Regions from separate parts of the Homo sapiens genome. Here regions 2, 3 and 4 are each linked to region 1. A link is a contact called in ENCODE Hi-C or POLR2A ChIA-PET data. All regions are on one chromosome and are shown on one strand. The core of a region is the stretch at or near the end of the contact, and the rest is flanking DNA. Distances in the headings are between cores, read along the strand shown. Region 1 holds the start of WDR89 (WD repeat domain 89). Region 2 holds the start of SRSF5 (serine and arginine rich splicing factor 5). Region 3 holds the start of TTC9 (tetratricopeptide repeat domain 9). Region 4 holds the start of DCAF5 (DDB1 and CUL4 associated factor 5).

Evidence for each region. Hi-C counts contacts between places; a loop is a spot of excess contacts on that map. ChIA-PET counts read pairs that join two places held with the same protein, here RNA polymerase II (POLR2A). Pooled maps may share reads with other maps.
Region 2: a map of CD8-positive, alpha-beta T cell shows a loop between it and region 1 (30-fold over the local background). The contact joins the promoter of SRSF5 here to the promoter of WDR89 in region 1. A Hi-C loop is called at or near these places in 2 of 168 maps with a recorded cell type or tissue (CD8-positive, alpha-beta T cell and ascending aorta) and 9 of 50 pooled maps. POLR2A ChIA-PET finds 5 or more read pairs at or near these places in 1 of 52 experiments (CD4-positive, alpha-beta T cell).
Region 3: a map of CD8-positive, alpha-beta T cell shows a loop between it and region 1 (12-fold over the local background). The contact joins the promoter of TTC9 here to the promoter of WDR89 in region 1. A Hi-C loop is called at or near these places in 2 of 168 maps with a recorded cell type or tissue (CD8-positive, alpha-beta T cell and naive thymus-derived CD4-positive, alpha-beta T cell) and 2 of 50 pooled maps.
Region 4: a loop to region 1 is called in a map of CD4-positive, alpha-beta memory T cell, with 19 times the contacts of the local background. The contact joins the promoter of DCAF5 here to the promoter of WDR89 in region 1. A Hi-C loop is called at or near these places in 1 of 168 maps with a recorded cell type or tissue (CD4-positive, alpha-beta memory T cell) and 4 of 50 pooled maps. POLR2A ChIA-PET finds 5 or more read pairs at or near these places in 1 of 52 experiments (T-cell).

Annotation. Positions count from the first base shown.
Region 1 is chr14:63,640,473-63,643,172 of GRCh38, reverse strand. WDR89 (WD repeat domain 89) reads left to right here and starts at 1,302. Exons shown (of 3, transcript NM_080666.4): 1 at 1,302-1,369. LOC105370532 (a long non-coding RNA gene) reads right to left here and starts at 1,112. Exons shown (of 3, transcript XR_001750790.3): 1 at 976-1,112. RefSeq lists enhancers at 721-990, 1,401-1,500, 1,055-1,714.
Region 2 is chr14:69,765,824-69,768,523 of GRCh38, reverse strand. SRSF5 (serine and arginine rich splicing factor 5) reads right to left here and starts at 1,382. Exons shown (of 8, transcript NM_001320214.2): 1 at 1,269-1,382; 2 at 242-386. The coding sequence starts at 367. LOC100289511 (a long non-coding RNA gene) reads left to right here and starts at 811. Exons shown (of 1, transcript NR_029378.1): 1 at 811-2,241. RefSeq lists enhancers at 456-505, 502-1,266, 1,376-1,425, 1,466-1,515.
Region 3 is chr14:70,640,656-70,643,355 of GRCh38, reverse strand. TTC9 (tetratricopeptide repeat domain 9) reads right to left here and starts at 1,440. Exons shown (of 3, transcript NM_015351.2): 1 at 821-1,440. The coding sequence starts at 1,226. It overlaps TTC9-DT (TTC9 divergent transcript), which reads left to right and starts at 2,058. Exons shown (of 3, transcript NR_110071.1): 1 at 2,058-2,348. RefSeq lists silencers at 886-955, 976-1,165, 1,386-1,535 and enhancers at 2,006-2,265, 2,366-2,545.
Region 4 is chr14:69,151,710-69,154,409 of GRCh38, reverse strand. It overlaps DCAF5 (DDB1 and CUL4 associated factor 5), which reads left to right and starts at 1,291. Exons shown (of 9, transcript NM_003861.3): 1 at 1,291-1,645. The coding sequence starts at 1,432. RefSeq lists silencers at 847-1,486, 2,307-2,356, 2,517-2,700.

The DNA of each region.
Region 1 (2,700 bases), core at 53-2,552:
CAAGTTTTTGGTATTTATTAATGGTTTTACTTTTGCTAGACACAAAAATGAAATACCGCTAAATTAGCTCACAGAAGAGTTCAGGATTCTATAGACTCAGGAAAAGCCTGTCCTAAAACTGTTTTAATAAAGGCTGAAAATAGACACTATAATACAGTCTTTAATAATATACAATGTGTATTCCTCCTGATGGTGGTCTTGCTTGACATTTTAAGCATAGCCCTATTTTCCTGTGAAGATAGCAGCCAGTTCTGCTTCATGTCATAACAACACTTGATTCATGTAAGCAGCTGCTACCTATGCCATCACAGTACACATAATTGCTAAATGTAGGGTTCAAATAATCGTAAATGGACACTAATATGAAAATCAGACTGTTTTGTTGTAACAGCAAAAGTTTTAGAAACAAATAATTTTAGTATCTACTTAGTACAGTAAGCATGAACATATAGTATACAGCTAGGCACAGCAGTAAATTGTTGGAAACACTAACATTTATTGTTTACGAACATACATGCAGTGTTTACACATTTCTTAAATGTTGTCTTTAATGCTGCTGATAAACGAAAGGATAAAAAGTCCAACAAACCACAATAAATGTCAATGGGTGTTATTAACAACATGAAAGAACTCAGTAGCAACAACCACATTTAAAGCTACAGGACTCGAAAGTTCCGGACTACAAATCCCAGAGTTCCCTAGAGCCCAGGCGGAGCTACCTTCAAACTGATCGCTTTTTCACCCAATGACAGCCAGAGAATCCCTAAACCACATTCAGCCCGGCCTGAAGGGCTGGTTTCTTCGCGTGAAAACAATAAGGTATTACGTAGACTTTCTGAACACGAGTGGTAGTTTCAGGGCCTGAGTCTAACTACTAAATTATTTCTCCCCGCATTAGTCTCCTAGTCATCTTAATAACTCTCTACCCAACTCTGGCTCGGTGGAAACTCGGAACGTCTAAATGCTGAAACTCACGTAAATCAGTACCAGCGGATGCATCCAGTCAGCCACGAGGAAGGCGGAATCCGCCTTATTCTTGCCCTTTATTGGCCACGCATCCCACCAATGGGGCCATTAAACTTCCGCTAACGCAGCGTACGGCGTGGTGGTGTGAGCGTTGTACGTACGCTGGGTCTACGAAGGGGCAGGCGTTCTGCTTTCGTCCAATCGGAAGCTAGCAAGAATTCCCCGGGCCGCTATGCCCCACTTCTTTCGCGTCGCGTTACGGGCCGCCTCTCTGCAGCCGACCAATCCTCTTGATTTTCTTGTGCGCATTACCCAATCAGAGAGGTCGAGGCGGGGTTCCACTTGACCGCTCTAAGCCGCCGCGCAGCCTGCGTTTTCTCCGGTACAGGTTGAGGCTACTAAGGTACATTTTGCTGGGCCAGGCTGGGCGGGTCCCCGGGATGGGCAGCCCTCTCGACGAGCGGCGACGCCGTGGTTGAGTCTAGAAAGCTAGAGTTGCTGGACAGCTATCGCGGGAGCGCGGAGGGAAGTGGGAGGTCTGGACGGAGTGTGCACGTGTTGGCAGTCTCGCTCCGCCGTCGGAGCCACCAGGTCAAACCTGTGCTGGCCCTGGCCAAAGAAACTTCTGCGGGTCAGGCTGCTGTTGCCGGTGCAGTTCCCAGTACTTCCTCTGGGGCGTTTTTCAATAAAAGCCAAACGCCCTTGCTCATTTTCAGGGAAAGACCTGTTTCCTCCTGCTCTTTCCTCTCCACGGATACTCTCCCCACCACTAAAAGGGTTTAGTATAATCCTTTTGTAGGCCAGAAAGCAGATTTTCACTTGGGAAGAGACGACCCGTAGTATGGGATGTGGTATGATACCAGCAACTGGTCTATTATATCATTTAAACCACATGGCTATCTAAAGAGGTAGGTACTGTGAGTGTTCTCATTTTCACGCGAAGCAGTGTTAGACATTACTCATTCTTGTGTTTTCTTTAGCTTGTCTCTGACAAATTGTGGCATTCAGCTTCCATGGATGTAAAATTAAAAGATGGTATAATTTGTAAAATGTTGCTCCTGTTTTCTTTTTTGTTTTTCTTTTTCTTTTTCTTTTTTTTTTTTTTTTTTGAGATGGAGTCTCAGGCTGTCGCGCAGGCTGGAGTGCAGTGGGGCGATCTCGGCTTACTGCAACCTCCGCCCCCCGGGTTCAAGCGATTCTCCAGCCTCAGCCTCCCGAGTAGCCGGGATTATAGGCGCCTGGCACCACGCCCGGCTAATTTTTGTATTTTTAGTAGAGACGGGATTTCACCATACTGGTCAGGCCGGTCTCGAACTCCTGACTTCAGGTGATCCACTCGCCTCTGCCTCCCAAAGTGCTGGGATTACAGGCGTGAGCCACCGTGCCCGGCCGTTTTCTTTATTAATTTGAAATTATTTAAAGTCAATAAAAGCCTGGGCGCGGTGGCTCACGCCAGTAATCCCAGCACTTTGGGAGGCCGAGGCGGGCGGATCACGAGGTCAGGAGTTCGAGACCAGCCTGGTCAACATGGTGAAACCCCCGTCTCTACTACGAATGCAAAAATGTGGCGGGCGCCTGTAGTCCCAGCTACTCGGGAGGCTGAGGCAGGAGAATCGCTTGAACCCGGGAGGCAGAGGTTGCAGTGAGCCAAGATCGTGCTACTGTACTCCAGCCTGGGCGACAGAGTGAGACAACGTCTCAAAAAAGAGAAAAAAAAAAGTCAATAAAACACAC
Region 2 (2,700 bases), core at 133-2,632, 6.1 Mb before region 1:
CAGAATGGGAAGAGTATCTTAACGACACTGCCATACAGTCAAACCTAATCAAGGAGCCACTGGGAGTGGGGTTCCAGTGAGCCGGCAAGTTAAAGTTGTTTTCAGCCTCAATAAAATTCAGACATAAGGCTGGGTAACATTTTCTGAAGGCAAATATTCCACCCGGACTCAAGATCGAAAACAACTGCTTATCAAAACTCTACCTACTTAGCAGATAATTCACCCAGTTCTAAATACTTACCACAAAACCAAAGCCTCTTTTCAGATCAATATCTCTTATCCGTCCATATCCCTTGAAGAATCTTTCCACGTCCTTCTCCCTGGCCGCTGGATTTAGTCTCCCGATGAATACCCGACAGCCACTCATGATGTCCGGCTAGTACTTCCTATTAGAAAGTAATTCAATCGAGATAATAGCAATGACTGTCACAGAGAAACGCCTGATTAAACAATCAAAAACATCAACGGCATAAAATGTTTACACAGTGATGTTATGAACGAGATTGCCAACAGAGCCTCTAATGAGGCCAGGTTACCTGCAGACAAAATGAAAACCCAGCTCCCTCCCAACACGGTCCGCTACTGGGCCCAGACCGCAGCAACCGCAACGCCCACTGCCACCTTTCCAACTGCGCAGCCGCACACTCTCCGGGCTCTCCGGCCCCCTCCCATCTGCCGCAGTTAGGAAAGGCCGAGAAGTGCGGGCGGAGCCGCCCGCGCCCTCCGCAAAGCCAGCCCAATGGCGGCCTCGCGGGCGCGTCACAGCGGGTGGAAGCCAGAATCTCGCGACGCCTCGACCGCGCCTGCGCCAACAGCAGCGGGCGGGCGCTCTGCGGCCACAAAATGGCGGCGGTGGAATCAAAGGCAGCAGAGCTGCGCGTGCCAAATTCCCTCTTCCCTTCTCCTCCCAGCAACCCCCTTCTCGGGGGTCACTGCGGCCGCCCTACAAAAGGCCCAGCCGCATCGCCAGCAAAGTCAGGGAGATCCCGGCCCACTATTCTACGTGTCCAGGAGATGAAGACATTAAGACTGGCAGGGACGGGCGCACAACCGCTGTGTAAAAACGACCCGAACAGTGACCGCCCTTTCACCTCAGTACCCCTCAAACAGTATGCCAAAAGGGAGACGTGCCCCAGCGCCCACCTCGAATCAACTGCGCTCATTAGACGCCATCCTCCGCAAAGAGAGCAGCCCCGGCCGCTCACGATCTGAGCGGCCATGAAGAAGCCTCGATCCGAGAAGGCTTGCCCTCAAAGTGAGCCACTCACCTACCGGACGGGGTCTTTGGCGGCTGAGACCCAGACAGGTCCGTAGTCTGCGACGGAGTCGTCGACCTCCACGCAGACCAGGACTTAACTCGTCTACGCCACTCCACAACTGACGCACTTAGCAGCTCTGGCGCTCCACAAAATGGAGGGCGCGTCCTACGTCACTTCCGGGGACGCCCCTGGGCCTTGGGTCCACCCCGTTGGACCTAGGGAAGACGGAAGTTTTGGGAGGGCCGGAAATTTAGGAGGATGTGGGCCTCTCTGACACTGCGAGTGACCGAACCCTGCTCCCGCGGTGGGTGGGGTCGGGGGCGAGAACTCGTTTGGGCTCGGCCGGCTGGTGCCGGAGTCTGGAGGGACATCTGTTGACGTCGTTCGCCCCTGCTAAGTCCTTGGCGTTCGGTTCATCATCATCTCTCCCAGAAGAGTCTCCTGAGAAAAGTGGCAACCCTTCTTGTATCTAAAGTTTTTCTTAGACACCCAGAAGATTACTAATTAGGAGAAACTTAGCTTTGCAGAAATACCTGGCCTTTCCTTAGCTCTTGCTGCTTGCAATTTAAATTTGCCCTCAAAGCAGGGAGCTCCTAGATGTTCGAGTTCTTTTTTCAACCATGCCACAGCTGTGTGGTTTTGTTGTGGTGAGAAGACTAAGGCACTGAAGTATTTTTTAAATGAAAGGATTTTCACTGATGAAATGTTGAAAATGGGACTGCAGCTAGAAGGCTGTCTTGAATTGAGGCTGGAATACAGATTTCTGCATGTCCGTCACTCTGGGAGAGTGGCTGGAAGAGGTTTCAAGCTGTTTTTTGTTGTTTTTTTTGAGACAGTCTTGCTCTGTCGCCCAGGCTGGAGTGCAGTGGCGCGATCTGGGCTCCGCCTCCCGGGTTCACGCCATTCTTCTGCCTCAGCCTCCCGAGTAGCTGCGACTACAGGCGCCCGCCACCACACCGGCTAATTTTTTTGTATTTTTAGTAGAGACGGGGTTTCACCGTGTTAGCCGGGATGGTCTCGATCTCCTGACCTCGTGATCGGCCCGTCTCGGCCTCCCAAAGTGCTGGGATTACAGGCATGAGCCACCGCGCCCGGCCTCAAGCTGCTTTTAAGTCCAAATGGTATTTGGTTAATCCTCTCCGTTCAGATTTCTGTAATGTAACACATGAAAGTTTACAATTCTTTAGAAACAGACAATGCCGTGCTTTCAAAGTGGGTGTAAAACACAGCCCTCCATATTAACTCCCGCGTTGTCCCGATAAGGTTGGTAGACCTAGAAACTTAGGCATAAAGAGATTGCTTAACTTCGCTTTAATGCTTTTATGTAGAACCCAGTGCACCCCATTTTTGAGAAGTGCCTGGAATGTGGAGTTGCATGCTTGCAACTAGAGTTAAACAGAGAAAAAGTAGTTCCGGAAGGAGAGCAACTGACCCTTAACTC
Region 3 (2,700 bases), core at 191-2,690, 7.0 Mb before region 1:
TTTAAATCCCTGATTTTGGCTCTTATCCCCAAAGGGAATGTTGGAATGTACACCTTCTTTGCCCAAGAGTAGGGCCCCCTTTTCCTTCACCCCTAGCAGCCAGCTGGCGTGAGGACTGATGCTACACATAGTGAGAAACGGGCAGGGAGGAGAGGGAGAATGCAGCATAGTTCAAGCCCAACCATGAACCAAGCTTCTTTTGAGATAGAGATCTTCACCTGGCAACCGGGAGCCCCAGCAGAGCTCAGAGAGAAGAAAGTGGCATTCTGGAATCCATTTTGCTCAAGATGCTGAAGGCATGGTGTCAAACTCCCCTTTGCTACTGGGGCCAAAAAACTTGGGGAAGATCTTACCTACAGGGATGCGGTTAGTTGGGGAAAAGGCGAGGACCAATCCTGGTGCTCATGCTACCTAAGGAGAGCAGACAGGTGCGTGGCCTCCCTTGGGACCCACCCGCAGGAAAAAGCTGGGCTAGCGGTGGCTGCGGGGGCCCACCCCGGGCGCTGCTTCCGCATTTTGGACCCAGGTCCACTGGTGAGCAGTAGCAGCAGCAGCCATAGCCAGGCCAGCTGGGTCCCCTTCCAGTCATTTCTAGGTGAGATTTACGATGTATGCTAGCGAAGGGACAAGAGATGATTATGGCCTTTGAAAGGCATAATCCTGAAAGTCACACTTTTTCCAAAGCGCCTCCCTCCCGGGTTCTCCCCAGAGCAACACAGTCACAGCAGGAGAATCTGCACCGCGGGAGCGCCGCAGTGGTCCGCGGAGGGACCGGGCCGAAGAACGGGGACCGCGGCGCGGGGGGCGCGGCGCGGCTCACCTGCCAGGCTGTTGTAACAGTCGATCTCGATGGCTTCCACCGTCTTGCTCTGCTCCTCCGAGAGGCGGCCGGGCTTCAGGGCCCCAGCCGGGGAGGCCGGGCGCGAGTCCCGCTCCCGTTCCCCGGGGGGCGGCAGCAGCCCCTTCAGCTCCAGCAACGCCCGGTGGTATTTGCCTATGGCTTCACGGAATTTCTTGTCCTTGTAGCACTGCGCCCCTTGGCTTTTGAACTCGTGCGCTCGTCGGATGAGCTCGGCCGGCTCGGCCGCCGCCCCGACCTGGCCCCTCGCTGGGGCTCCTCCGCCGCCGCCCGGGACGCACAGCGGCGGCGGTGGCCGCTGCCCCTCTCCGGCCGCGGGCGGGCTCGGGTTCCCCTTGGCCCCGGCCGCCGAGCCCTTTCTCTCCATTCGGCCGCCGCCCCGGCGCCTGGTGCGCGCCGCGATCTGCCCGCCGCCGCCGCCGCCGCCGCGCCTTCCCGGGTTTAAAAGCCGCGGGCGCCGGCCCCGCGCCTCGCAGGCTTCGTGGCGGCCGTGACACCCCGCGGCGGTCTGGCGCCCCGCACTCCCATTCTCCCCGCTGCTGCCAGAGGCTGCTCCAGCCGCCGCCGCCGCCGCCTCGGACGCCGGCCCCTCCCCCGCCTCCCGGCTCCGCGCCGCCCGCTCCCGCCCTCCTCCCTCCGCAACCTGCGGGTGGCGGGGGCCGGTGCTCGCGGGCCCGGGACTAGCGCTGCGGGGGGACCGTGGCCCCGAGTGGGGTGGCGGGGATGGTCGCTGACCCGGAAGAAGCTTGGCTTGCCCGAAGGAGGGGAGGATTAATGACAAAGACGGCCCCGCTCTTTCCCATTCAATCCCGCTCTGCGAGGCGCGCCTAGTCTGAAAGGAGGTGGGGGGAGGGGGGTAGGTGTAGGGGAAGGGGAGTGTGTGTGTGTGCGTGTGTGTGTGTGTGTGTGCGTGCGTGTAGGGATGGGGGGCGGCGGCGACGAAATGCGTGCAGAAATAGATTTCTTAACTACAAGAAAAGGTGCGGCAGGGAACAAGGGGCGCAGGCGCAAGCCGTAGCTGCTAGTTCTTTGCAGTAAGGTGTTAGTATTTTTTAAGGGGGCAGGGCCTCCTTTTTGTGGATCCAGGTTGTCGCTGAGGTGTGTCTCGGTGTGTGTGGTCGCCGGGGCGTCCAGAACGCGACGGGCGGTACAGCGTGTGGGGCGCCGTATTCTGGGAGCCTGTGTATGCGTGTGCTGTGTGCGCGCAGCTGTGCAGGATGAATCACAGACATCAGAGATGGAGAACACCTGTTACTGTGGGTCATCGGCTTGGCGTGCGTCCGGTCTAGTTTCCATTTACAGGACAGTTCTGTGCCCTTCCTCAGGAGGTCCCATTCCTTCCTTCTTTTGGTCGGTTCTGAGTGTCAGCTGTCTACTGGGGATCTGCTAAGGCTAAGAGGCAAAGATAGGCAAGTCACTCCCCTGACCTCAAGAAACTCCCAGTCTACAGGCGAAGATACACCACCCACCGGTAGAGTCGCTGGACCAGGTACAGATGGTGCCTGTCATTGGGGAGGAACGAAAAGTGCTGTGCAGCCCTGAGGGGGGGAGGGAGAGGTAGCTTTTTGAGTAGTGGTAGATCAGGAGGCTTTATGGAGGAAATAGCATTTGAGGACCTTGAAGGCTGGGTAGGATTTGGCATGAAGAAGTAGAAGGAAGTGGCATAGCCGGAGTGAGGAAATCCAGCGGAAGTCCTGATGTTTGAAATCTCAGGTGTGTTTAGGGCATAGTGGTTTGATTTTATAGCCTAATGAGAAGTAGTGGGAAATGACGGGGTTGGATTATGGGGGCTTTTGGATGAAGAGTTTGGATTTGATTTTGGAGTCAATGGAGAAGCCTGA
Region 4 (2,700 bases), core at 42-2,541, 5.5 Mb before region 1:
TTTTTTTAAAAAAAATTATTATTATTTTCCCCAGATCAGAGATGTACAGCCCATCTTTCAATGATGATTCTACTCAACTGCTCCTGTGCCATCTCTGGTCCAGAGGATGTAATTCCTGCTAACTTGAAAGGGCAAAACTGACAAGTGCCTATTTCAGTAGCTTATTACCACTTAATGACAGAGGATAGCTTCCAGGAAAAGTACTATAATACATCGAAAAGGGGACTTTTAACTGTATCTGGTAGAATTCCAAAGCATTTAACACCCACTAGGGTCAACGCGGTGACTCCCATCCTACTGAAGTGCAGCCACTTCTGGCCTGGAGCGCAGCTGCTGGTTAACAGCTGTCCAACCTCAGTGCTCCCCACTCGAGACCTTTAAGAGGAGCTCACCGAACCCAATTAAATAACATATATCGTTAGTTTCAAATCACGCTTCTTGTGTCGTGCAAATTTATCTGGAACGGAGAGAAGTACCTCGTGCTTCTCGGGACTTCATCAACTCGGTTTTGGCAATTTTCTTCCTACTTCTTTATCCCTTTCTCTTTCCCCCCATGTACCACTCTAATCTGCCAGACGGAACAATTTAGCCTTTTTCAACTAAAGGACCGGAGGAAGGAAGAGTTAGAGAACTGGACTTGGGGATGAGCGGTGGTGTTAAACATTTACCGGGAGAGGGGAAGGGGCGGGTGCGCGAACAAAACCCCCAGGCAACGTTCCTCCAAGTGTGCGGCCCTACCTCCCGGTTCCCCCGCCTCGGGCAGGGCCGGACTGCCCAAGGCAGAGGCCAGCAGAGGAAGGAGGGCCGGAGCCCCCGCCCGCACCTTCCCCCACTCCAGCCGCATTTTCCCCGAACTCGTACGGGCGCTGGCCTCCGGGCAGCAGCCGGCCCGCGGGTCCCCGCGGGAGGAAGGCGAGCCAAAGCCCGGCGGCCACTCGGATTGTTACGCGCATTCAACTCCGCGGAGTGCGGGGCGCTGGGGTGCAGAGGGGTCTCCGCCCGGCGCCACCCAGGTCCCCAGGCGGGAAGCGGCTCAACTGGGAAAGCAGCCGGCGCCCGTGGTCTCCGGGCCGGCCGCCCGCGTTCTTCCGGCCAGCCCCCCGCGGAGGGGAGGGGCGCCGACGCCGCGTTCTCGGGGCCCCGCAGCCGGCGGAAGGGCCGCGCATCGCGGAAGCGCGGCGGCAGCTGAGGATCAGCTGCTGGAGGAGGCGGAGAGGCAGAGGGAGGAGCCTCGGGGGGAAGGAGAGGGAGGGGACCGTCAGGAAGCCGCGAACGCCGCCGAGTGTCTGCACACCTCGCTCTGCCTGCCATGGCTGGTTAAAGAACCATCCGGATCGCAGCGCGGGGGGAGGGCCGGGTGGGGGGAGCAGCGGCCGCGCGTGAGGCCGAGGGAGGGGCGGCGGCGCGAGCGGCGGCGGCGGCGGTTCCAGCATGAAGAGGAGAGCTGGCCTGGGGGGCAGCATGAGGTCAGTGGTGGGCTTCTTGTCCCAGCGGGGCTTGCATGGGGACCCCCTGCTCACTCAGGACTTTCAGAGGAGACGCCTGCGGGGCTGCAGAAACCTCTACAAGAAGGACCTCCTCGGCCACTTCGGCTGTGTCAATGCCATTGAATTCTCCAACAATGGAGGCCAGTGGCTGGTCTCAGGTAAATCAACCCCCTTCCCCTCCCCGCGCCTCCCCGCACCCTCCCAGCCTCCCCCTCTCGCTCTCCCCCGTCACCCTCCTCCTGCCCTCTGTCCCCACCCCCTCCCTTTCTCTACCCCCTTCTGCGGTGGGAAGGTTTGGTGTCAAATTAAAACCATTGCAGGGGGAGGGGAAGGAGAGGATGTCTTCTATAAAAAAGACCTAAAATGGTTGACAGCTCCTTAATTCGCTTTATCCCAAGTGCAAAGTGATCTCTCCTGATGCCTGCCCTGAAAGTGTAGGTCGGGGAGGGGGGCGAGGTTACCGCTCTACAAAGTTTGACGGCAAACTCTTCCTCCGCGTACTTTAAAAGGTGCTGGGGGCATTTTGGGGATGTGGAGGGTGAGGAGGCCGAGGAGCGCCGGAGGCAAGGGGGAGCTGAAGCCCCCGTCGCCGGCGTTAAGGAAAAGGGGTCTTGGGGCTGGGAAGCGGGCGGTGACAGACCCGGACGCCGAGGGGCCGGGGGCTGCGACCCGGGGGCTGGCGGGGTCTGCAGAGGGGAAGTGACTGGGGCGGTAGGGTCGCTGTGGGCCGCCCCCCTCGGCGCTCTTAGAGGCCCAGCACCATCGCCTTTCGTTCGGTTGTGGCCTCTTCTGCGTCTTGTTTTTAATACAGTTTCGAGAGTGGCGAGGGCTGTGGAGGCTAAAGGGCACCAGCCTGAACTTGAATGCGCAACTTGCGAGGCAGGCGGTAGGGTGGGGGACCCCCGGGAGACTTGTTGGCGGGAGCCCGGCGCCCCGCACCCCGTTTCCCGCGGCCGCTGTTGCAAGTGGTCTCTGCTTCTCCTCCCTCTCGCCCAGACGGGCCTGGTTGCCCCCGGGCTCTCCCTCTGGTTTGGGGAAAGTGGCGAAATCGAGGCCGGGGCTCCGGCCGGGCGGTGTAGGCCTCGCTCTCCCGGGGCTCCTAGCGACAGGCAGCTGAATCGATAGCCTATTGCTCCCGGGGAGGCCCGGGCCCCGCGGGCCGCGGCGACAGCTGCCCCTGGGGAGGTGCGCCTGCTGCCGGTGGGGGCGCTCG